Linked DNA regions of Homo sapiens: region 1 is linked to region 2. A link is an interaction called in ENCODE POLR2A ChIA-PET data of the cell type or tissue named here. Cell type or tissue: GM12878. All regions are shown on one strand. Region 1 has its middle 19 kb from the start of TBPL2. Region 2 overlaps FBXO34 (F-box protein 34).

Region 1 (5,000 bases), 180 kb before region 2:
ATTTTTTTAAACTAGATAGGAGCAAATTGAGGAATGCATGGAAGAAGAAATGGAGACAATGAGAATTTTGTCTATGCAAAGGCAGGACTAGCTAGAGAGAATGTAATGTCAGAGGAAGGTTTTTCTTTCCTTCCTTTTCTCCCTTTCTTCTTTCTTCCTTTTTAAAATGGGACTTAAGCATATCTCAAAGCTGATGGCTGATGAGAAAGAGCAATTGAAAAGTAAGATTGAGTCTATATAAGAAAGAGAAGGTGGGCCAGGCACAGTGGCTCACGCCTATAATCCCAGCACTTTGGGAGTCCGGGGTGGGCGGATCACAAGGTCAAGAGTTCAAGACCAGCCTTGCCAACATAGTGAAACCCCATCTCTACTAAGAATACAAACATTAGTCAGGCGTGGTGGTGCGTGCCTTTAATCCCAGCTACTCGGAAGGCTGAGGCAGAAGAATCACTTGAACCTGCAAGGAGGAGGTTGCAGTGAGCCAAGATCATGCCACTGCACTCCAGCCTGGGCGACAGAGCAAGATTTGGTCTCAAAAAAAAAAAAAAAAAGAGAAAAAGAGAGAAGGTATAATCAATACTACAAGGTGTTTGGAAAGTTGGGAGGGTATGAGAGTCAAAATTCCCCAGAAAGGTATTGTTCTTAGATGGGGAGAAACATTTTTACTGTCCCAACAGGGGAGAAGGAGGCTAGAATGGGGATCGCTATAGGGAGTTTTCAGAATTAGGAACACCAGGCCCTAAAGGAGATAGGGCATGCAGAGGGAGTGGAGGGAGGTGGTTGTGGAATCCAGGAAGCAGAAAAGCCTTGGAATAGTCATTACAGTGAGTAGGAGAGTAAAAAGTAAGCTGAACAGGGAAATATAGAAGGATCATCAGCTATTAGTTGGGTTTCACCAAACCCAACTAAGAGATAGGATAGAAAGGGCCTTTAGATCATTGACCAGGTATGTTACTAAAACAATGTATCATGCAGTCTAAGGTGATAAGCAGGAAATCAAGACAGCAGGAGACAGAATGATTAGAAGTAAACAGAAGTCCGCAAGGATTGGAGTTCCAGTGAGGTTGACAAGTGGTTGTACTGGGACTGGTTGAAAGCAGGCTGGCAGGAAAAGATGCTGTGGCCAGAAAGGGAAAGCTTGAACTGGTGATTCCGGGCATGTTGGGTGATGGTAGACCCCAAAATGGCCATGGGTTTGGAAGGCTCATGTGAAATGGAGGCTGGGCGTGGAGGTTCATGCCTGTAATCCAAGCACTTTGGGAAGATGAGGCAGGAGGTTCGTTTGAGTCCAAGAAGTTCCAGACCAGCCTCGGCAACATAACGAGGCCCTGTCTCTACTAAAAAATAAAATGTTAGCCAGGTGTAGTGGTACATGCCTATAGTCCCAGCTGCTTGGGAGACCAAGGTGGGAGGATAGCTTGAGCCCAGGAGGTCAAGGCTGCAGTAAGCTGTGATTGCATCACTGCCTCCAAGCCTGGGCAACAGACCCAGGTCCCATCTCAAAAAAAAAAAAAAAAAAAAGAAACAAAAAACTAAAATAAAAAGAAATAAAAATGAAGTGAGATGGAGATCCCCACCACACACAGATTAAAATCTGAGCCAGCAGTTCCCAAAGTGTTTTCTACAGAACATTGCTTGACAAAGGGCTTATGCACTAATGACACATTATTAAAGTTCTGATATATCTTGAATCAAAGAATCCTATTTACTGTGTTTAACCAAATATTCCCTGAACCTTTGAATTACTAAATTTTTTTTGGTTCAATATTTATCAGCAGTCTTCTAAACTAATGTTCTTCCAAACACACTTTAGCAACTTTCTGCTTTGCATGTAACCTGCTGAAACTCTAACATTAATGGAATGAAGTGAATAATTATCACAGCAAGTGATCATTTTTTAATATCTGGGTTTTTTTTTTTTTTGGTTTGTTTTTGTTTTGTTTGAGACAGAGTCTTGCTCTTTCACCCAGGCTGGAGTGCAGTGGTGCAATCTTGGTTCACTGCAACCTCCGCCTCCCGAGTTCAAGCGATTCTCCTGTCTCAGCCCAGTAGCTGGGATTACAGGCATGTGTTACCACACCCAGCTAATTTTTTTTGTATTTTTAGTAGGGATGGGGTTTCACCATGTTGGTCAGGCTGGTCTCGAACTCCTGACATCAAGTGATCTGCCCGCCTAGGCCTCCCAGAGTGCTGGGATTGCAGGCATGAGCCACTGCACCTACCCTTTAATATCTGCCTTAATGTATTTTGATATGAAAATATGATTTGCCTAGCAAAAGCATGTAAAAAAGTACAACATATGTTTCATTAGGATAATAATGTTAGGTTTACCATAATTTGCTATGAAGATAAATAACAACAGTGTTGTATTAGATCATTAGAGTTGGGATTTAACCATGATTATCTTAGTCCTTCATTAATACAACTATTTTGACCATTAAGTAGCCTTCTCTTAAAACTAGTTACATTCCTGCTACAGAAAAGGCATTAAATAATAAAGGTTCTGATGTCAATCCCATCAAATATGTATTTCTATTCTTTAAGCCTCATAAGAATTCTACCACATATAGTAAGAAGAGTAAAGAAGAGCCATTAAAATTAATATAAAAGGTCTCCATTTTCTTTCACTTCATTTCTCGGACATTTAAGATCAATAACAAAAATTAGGTACCTGATGTAAACTGTTTTAATGCTGTTGCTGCCCCTCTCTGAGGAAGAATTAATACTTCCTCTCCGCATTGACATTTTGCTTAGCCAATGAAATGTGAGTGGAATTGACTTGGCTCACTTAAAAGCAGAAGCTTTAAAGAGCCAGCTTATTGTTCGCCCATGTCCTCTCTCCCTCTGCTACGAGAGCAGCAATATTCCAGGTAGAGGCTGCTCCGTCAGCCTGAGTCCCTGAATGAAGGGGATATGGAGCAGAACTTCAGGTGATCCTGAAAGGACACGTGTTATGAGCAAGAAATCAACCTTTATTCATGTTAGCTACCAAGATTTGGGTGTCATTTTTTACCATTGCATGACTCAGCCTATTCTGACTAATACAGAAATCACATTGTCCACCCTATATTCATTTCCAAACACTAGCAACTGTTAATGAACACAAATAGAAGTCATCACCAGAAGCATAAAATTCCCTCCACAGAATGTCTAGAACAGTGATGGCAAATTGACTTAATCTCTCATATCAGCTCTAATGAACTCATAACGATGGCCTGAGTCAACTCTATAGAGAACGGTTCTGAAACCATGACCTTGCCTGGCAGGAAAGAGTTATCGTATTTATTAGTATGTTTCCAGTAGAAGGAGGGGTAATAAGCTGTCCATCCCTGGCCCATGAGGCACAACCTGTCCTCACTATCATTTCTGTTTTTTTCTGATTTTGTACAGGAGGCATTGTTTTTTAAATATACCCAGAAATAACAGAAACTAGTGCATAAAACATTTAGGCTAATAAATAATTTCATTTAACTGATGAAAGGAAGAGAAAAAAAGTGTTACTATCAGAGCTGACCACAGAATTCCTCCTCAGCAAGAGAACTGTCTTTGTTAGAAACATCTCTAGTGGACTTTTTAGTTATTAAGATGGCCCTCTAGACCAGGCCTGGATGGTTGGCCTGGGGAGGAAAATAGTGAAACTTTTATATCAGAAATGCACAGTGATTTTTGGAGTTGGAGCTGAATGAGCCATGAAGAAGCAGGGAAAATCCCAAGAAGAGGGCCAGAAGGTGTCCCACTGCATGGCAGGAGGCTGTGGGGAAGGCAGGACACAGGATGCGCCCTCAGAGGACAGAAAGGCTGAGGACTTTTGAGAACTGGGATGGTTGAGTATGCAGTTCAAAGTGTTTTACCCTTCTATTCTGTAATCTAACATCCCTAACCATGACCACACATGCGCACACATACAAACACACAATTATGGGTTGAATTGTGTCCGCTGAAAATTCATATGCTAAAGTCCTAACCCGCAGTGCCTGAGAATATGATCTTATTTGGAAATAGGGTCATTGCAGATATAGTTAATTAAGATGAGGTCATAGTGAAGTAGGGTAGACCCCTAATCCAATGTTACTGTGGTTATACAAGGAGGAAATCTGAACACAGACACTCACACGGTGACAGCCATATGAAGACAGGAGTGATGCTGCCACAAGCCAAGAAACTACCAGAAGCTGGAGGGGAGACCTGGAACAGATCCTTCCCTAGCACCTGTTAGAAACAGCATAGCCCTGCAGACACCTTCATCTCAGGTGTCTAGCTTCCAGAACTGTGAGACAATGAGACAAGAAATTTCTATTGTTTAAGCCTCTCAGTTTGTGTTACTTTTTATGGCAGCCCTAGGAAATTAACACATATGCACATGCACAAACATGAATGCACACACACTTATGCACACATATGCACGCACACACACATGCACACACTCATACGCACACACACTCATGCACAGACACATGCACACATGCACACACACTCATGCACACACATGCGTGCACATACACACACCGGTGCCCAAATCTTCATTAAAGCTTGCACCACACGCACAGCCATGACCAGTGGCAGTCTGGAGACTGAGGGGTTTGTATGGGAGTTGAGTAAGTACATAGGCTATGCAAAAGGAACGAGATATGCAGAGGCAGAGCCCAGAGTAGATGCCAGAAAGGCAGTGGAAGCAGAGACTCGTGGCAGAGGGAGCACAGGTTCCTTTCACATGCCCCACTAGCAAGAATTCTCAGAGCTATTGGGCAAGTATTGAGACGGAGCAGGGACCCCTCTTAAGGGCTTGCAGCACCCTCCTCCACCCCCAACCCCAAGCAGGGAAATAAAATCTTGAGTTCCTTCAAGGGAATTTACAGTCACCTAGCTAGCCTTGACAAGTAAATGAGCAATTTGATAAGCAAGACGGTAACAGTAGCTTAAAACAATAGCCAAGGAAGTTAGAGTCACACGAATATTTGGTTCCCAAGAGAAACTAAAGATAACACCTTAGCATATATTCT
Region 2 (5,000 bases):
GGGCGTGGTGGTTCACGCCTGTAATCCCAGCACTTCGGAAGGCTGAGGCGGGAGGATCACGAGGTCAGGAGATCGAGACCATCCTGGCTAACATGGTGAAACCCCGTCTCTACTAAAAATACAAAAAATTAGCCGGGCGAGGTGGCGGGCACCTGTAGTCCCAGCTACTTGGGAGGCTGAGGCAGGAGAATGGTGTGAACCTGGGAGGCGGAGCTTGCAGTGAACCAAGATCGCGCCACTGCACTCCAGCCTGGGTGACAGAGTGAGACTCCATCTCAAAAAAAAAAAAAAAAAGTTCCTGATATAAAATGGTGTAGTATTTGCATATAACCTACGCACATTCTACCGCATACTTTAAACAAACTCTAGATTACTTAAAATACCTAATACAATGTAAACGCTATGTAAAGAGTTATGCTGTACTGTCATGACAAGAAAAAAATAATCTGTACACGTTCAATACAGATGTAATTTTTTTTCCTCAGGTATTTTCCATCTGAGGTTGGTTGGATCCATGGATGATAAACCCACAGATAGAGGGCTATTTCTACTCAACAGCGCTGCTCTACATAGTTATCTCAACTTTTCTGGTTCTCCCATTCCCATTTTTTAAAACATTTTTAACATGTACCCACAAATATGATGTGATATATATACATGTATGTACATATATCATGTACTAATATATTTTACATACATATAAAATGTATATAAATACTAGTAGGATGAGAAGAATAAACAGAAGTTTCAATATTTTTCTTTCCACAATCCAATGGACTAATCCACACACTACCACACTGGAGGTTTAAGATATTATCAAAGAGACTAAACACAAAAAGGCAAATGCAAATGAAAGTTTCACTAAAACTTAATGACTGGTTGACCATGGAGGTAAAGGGAGAGGATGGACATAATGCTATTTGCTACTCAGTATCTACTGGCTCTTTATTTAGGGGCACTTAGCAAATTCTTCCAGATCCTGCCATCCACTGCTTCTTGATTTTCCCTTGGAAATCCACTTCCTCTCCCATGATGCTGGTTAGGAGGGAATGACCCCCAGCTCCAGAGGTAGGCCCAGGCTGGCTAAACTAATTAGCAAATCCTATTTCTCTTGCCTTAATGGTTCATTCAGAAATGACAACATAACCCAAAGTCAATGAGACACAAGAATACATTTCTTGAACTTCTAGGAAGAGAAACTCTTCTAGCAGTGGTTCTTAAGCTGAGGTTCACACATACTCCAAGGGTTTATATATAGAATTCAGGGTGTCGTTAAACTGAGAAAAACAAATTACATCTTTACTTTAACCTCTAACTGAAATTTAGCATTTCCTTTCACTGTGAATTCAGCCAAAACACCACAATAGTATTATATTAGCAATATCTGTTCATTTTGTCACCAGTAGAAATCACAGTTTATTTATTTTCCTATCACATGATCTTTCGTTACAGATACCTCCAAATAGTAATAATACTCATCACCACTTGGAAATTATTAGACCCCACTAAATATATTTTTTCCTTTTTTTTTTTTTTTGACGGAGTCTCGCTTATGTCGCCCAGGCTGGAGTGCAGTGGCATGACCTCAGCTCACTGCAGCCTCCGTCTCCCGGGTTCAAGCAATTCTCTGCCTCAGCCTACCAAGTAGCTGGGATTACAGGCACCCACCACCATGCCCAGCTAATTTTTGTATTTTTAGTAGATGGGGTTTCACCATCTTGACCAGGCTGGTCTCCTGACCTCGTGATCCACCCACCTCGGCCTCCTAAAGTGCTGGGATTACAGGCGTGAGCCACCACGCCCGGCCTTCACTAAATCTCTTTAATAAAGAAACAGGGTGGGCATGGTGGCTCACGCCTATAATCCCAGCATTTTGGGAGGCCAAGGCAGGAGGATGGCTTGAGCCCAGGAACTCGAGACTAGCCTGGGCAACATGGCGAGACCTCATCTCTACAAAAAATTTAAAAATTAGCTGCGTGTGGTGGTGCGCACCTGTGGTCCCAGCTACTCAGAAGGCTGAGGTGAGAAGATCACTTGAGCCTAGGAGGTTCAGCTGCAGTGAGCCTTGTTAGCACCACTGTACTCCAGCCTAGGCAACAGATCAAGCACCTGTCTCAAAAAAAGAAACAGGTATTACCAACAATTTTTTAAAATACTTTTATAACTACATTTTAATGTAACTAGTTTTCTTTGTACAGTAGTCCTATGTATTTTCCTCTGGACTTGATAGCATGAGGTTGTAGGGCTTGAGCTGCAACAAACATGTGAACACAAAGGGACCAAAACCACGGAAGCTGAGCTCATTAAATAAAGGAAGAGAAAGATTAAGTCTGATCACACAAGTATAACTGAATCAAGCCTCAACTTTGGACTTTTTAATATTGTGAGCCAGTGAATTTGAGTTGGTTTTCTGTTACATCTGCATTAAAAAAATCTAAATGATACAGTTTTCAATAGTTTCTACCTCAGAAAACTGGAACAATACCCATCCCTTTGGACTGAAAAAGGAAACTTAGAAAAAGCTTAACTTCGTCACAGTGAGGGAATCTGGGGAAAATGAGTTCAGTTCCTCACAAACTGAATGTACTGCAGACTCAATAATGCAATAAAGCTCTCACATGCACTTCCTGTTTTACATATAGGCAATGCTAAGGTTTCACATATGACCTAAGTATGGGCAAGCAGACATACCTGCATAAGATACAGAGAACAGAAACAACAGTCCTACCCAAGGAAGTTAAACTTCTGGTAGCGGCTTTCTGATTCAACGACATGGTTCTCGGTGCTGCGGTGGCAGTAGCCCCCTTGGCAGGCAAGCTCTGCAGTGTCATTCAGGGGTTTGTTTCTAGAAGTTCAGACTAATCTGTTGATTCAGCCCGCTCAAAGTTTACATATCTTTCTCTCAATAAATCCTGTTTGCTACAACTACTTAAAGCAAATGATCTTGCTACAGGATCCTGAATAAGCCAAAGTAAAAAGGGATATACAAAAGAAGCATCTTCCTAGTAGTCAGAAACCCAACAAGAGTTAACAGTTTATGAATAAAAATGTAGGCACGACTTGGATAGAATTATAACTGAGAAGCCCTAATTCAAGATCCACTCCTAAGAAACTTGCGTCCTCTGAATTCATGTAACATTTACTTATCTCTCTTCAGATACCTAATTACAACCCAGACTAAGCCCGTGGTACATGCCAGTTACTCAGAAGGCTGAGGATCACTTGAGCCCAAAAGTTCAAGGCTGCAGTACACTATAATTGGGCCTTTGAACAGCCACTGCACTCCAAACTGGGCAAGATCTAGTCTCTTTAAAAAATAATAATAAAAAAAAAAGCAGCCAGGCATGGTGGCACACACCTGTAGACCCAACTACTCAAGAGGCTGAGGAAGGAGGACGGCTTGAGCCCAGGAGCTCAATGTTACAGTGAGCTATGAATTGCACCACTGTACTTCAGTCTGGGCAACAAAGCGAGACTGTCTCAAAAAACAAAACAAAACAAAAAATTAAATCATATAGCAAGGGCTATGTTCTTCATTTCTTTATACTCTGAACACCAAGCACAATGCGACCCTAATGTACTTCTAACAAAGTAGACCATTTGAACAAGTAGTTTCAGAAGGAACTAGTAGAAATATGATTGCAGGAGATTAAACAGCTAATGAAATTAACCTAGAAGGTGCAGGAAGGAACTTTTTGTGGTGATGAAAATGTTCTATATCTTGACAGGGATATGGATTACACAGATGTATGAACTTGTTCAAACTAAGGGAATGGTATACATAAGATTTGTACATTTTACTATATACAAGTTTTGCCTAAAAACTGTAATGCCCAACCTTGTTTTATCCTTATTCACCTGGCCTTGTTTCTCCCTTAGCTAAGAGAACCAGACAAACTCCATCTTGGCTTTCACTGGCAGCCCCTTCCCTCAAGGACTTTACTTGTGCAAGCTGACTCCCAGCACATCCAAGAATGCAATTAACTGATAAGATACTGTGGGAAGCTATATCCGCAGTCCCCAAGAATTCGTCTGATTGATAATGCCCAAAGCCCCGAATCTATCACCTTGTAATAGTCTTAAAGCCCCTGCACCTGGAACTGTTTACTTTCCTGTAACCATTTATCCTTTTAATTTTTTTGACTACTTAACTTCTGTAAAATTGTTTTAACTAGACCCCCCCGCTTCCTCAACCAAGATATAAAAGTTAATCAAGCCCCTTCCTCGGGGCCGAGAGAATTTTGAGCGTTAGCCGTCTCTCGGTCGCCGGCTAATAAAGGACTCTTAATTCGTCTCAAAGTGTGGCATTTTTCTAACTCGCTCAGGCACAACAAAACAAGTAAACAAATAGTTAATAATAGGCATGGGGAAATGTCTAGGTGTAAAGTATACTTTGAAATACAACAAAAACAAAAGGATTGATGAATGGATAGACCGATAGATAGGCAATAAAGCAAATACACCAAAATATGACTAACAATATAGGGGTGGTGGGTATTTAGGTATGCAATGTACAAACAATTCTTTCCACTTTTCTGTAATGAATGAAATGTTTCACTATGAAATCTTCCAGAAAGAAAGCAAACACTGGAAATGAAGGCTGTGAGAGGCTTGCGTATTTCCCAAGTTCATCAATTAAAGGACTGACTTTAAAGGAAAAGAAGGTATATGCATGCCTGAGAGTGGAAAGAAAAGGAGAAAAGGTATTCGGGTTGTCCCTCTTTTCTATGCTTCTAATTTTAGATTGCCTAGATAGACTAGTTCTGGCCTTGAGCACTTGTTCTTGCCTCTAAGGAAGCCCGAACTCACCAAGTTCCATTCATTCTAGCACAATCTCAATCTGTGGTTATCTAGGCCCTTTGTCTGTCTTGGGCTATGATAAGCTATTCCCTATTCTTTTTAACTGAGTTTCTAATACCTCCTTAAATTGACCTTTAACTAACACCTCTGGCCAATCTAGCATAACATAGTTTATCCTCGTTTTTTTTTTTTTTTTTTGA

The links. Peaks named below come from ENCODE experiments on the same cell type or tissue, not always from the same donor. Only the 100,000 strongest peaks of a DNase experiment are listed, where the experiment ranks them.
Region 1: POLR2A ChIA-PET joins it to region 2 with 10 read pairs; 4 of 35 experiments call an interaction of 5 or more read pairs at or near these places.

Annotation. Positions count from the first base shown.
Region 1 is chr14:55,457,148-55,462,147 of GRCh38, reverse strand. No RefSeq gene overlaps it. Among named protein-coding and RNA genes, the nearest start is that of TBPL2, 19 kb to the right of the region's middle. In GM12878, no CTCF peak of the experiment used is centred here; a DNase peak (open chromatin) is centred at 3,086.
Region 2 is chr14:55,275,822-55,280,821 of GRCh38, reverse strand. The region is part of intron 1 of FBXO34 (F-box protein 34); the gene reads right to left. Among named protein-coding and RNA genes, the nearest start is that of FBXO34-AS1, 6.2 kb to the right of the region's middle. RefSeq lists an enhancer at 1,112-1,211. In GM12878, no CTCF peak of the experiment used is centred here; a DNase peak (open chromatin) is centred at 2,664; H3K4me3 peaks cover 1,798 bases; H3K27ac peaks cover 2,441 bases.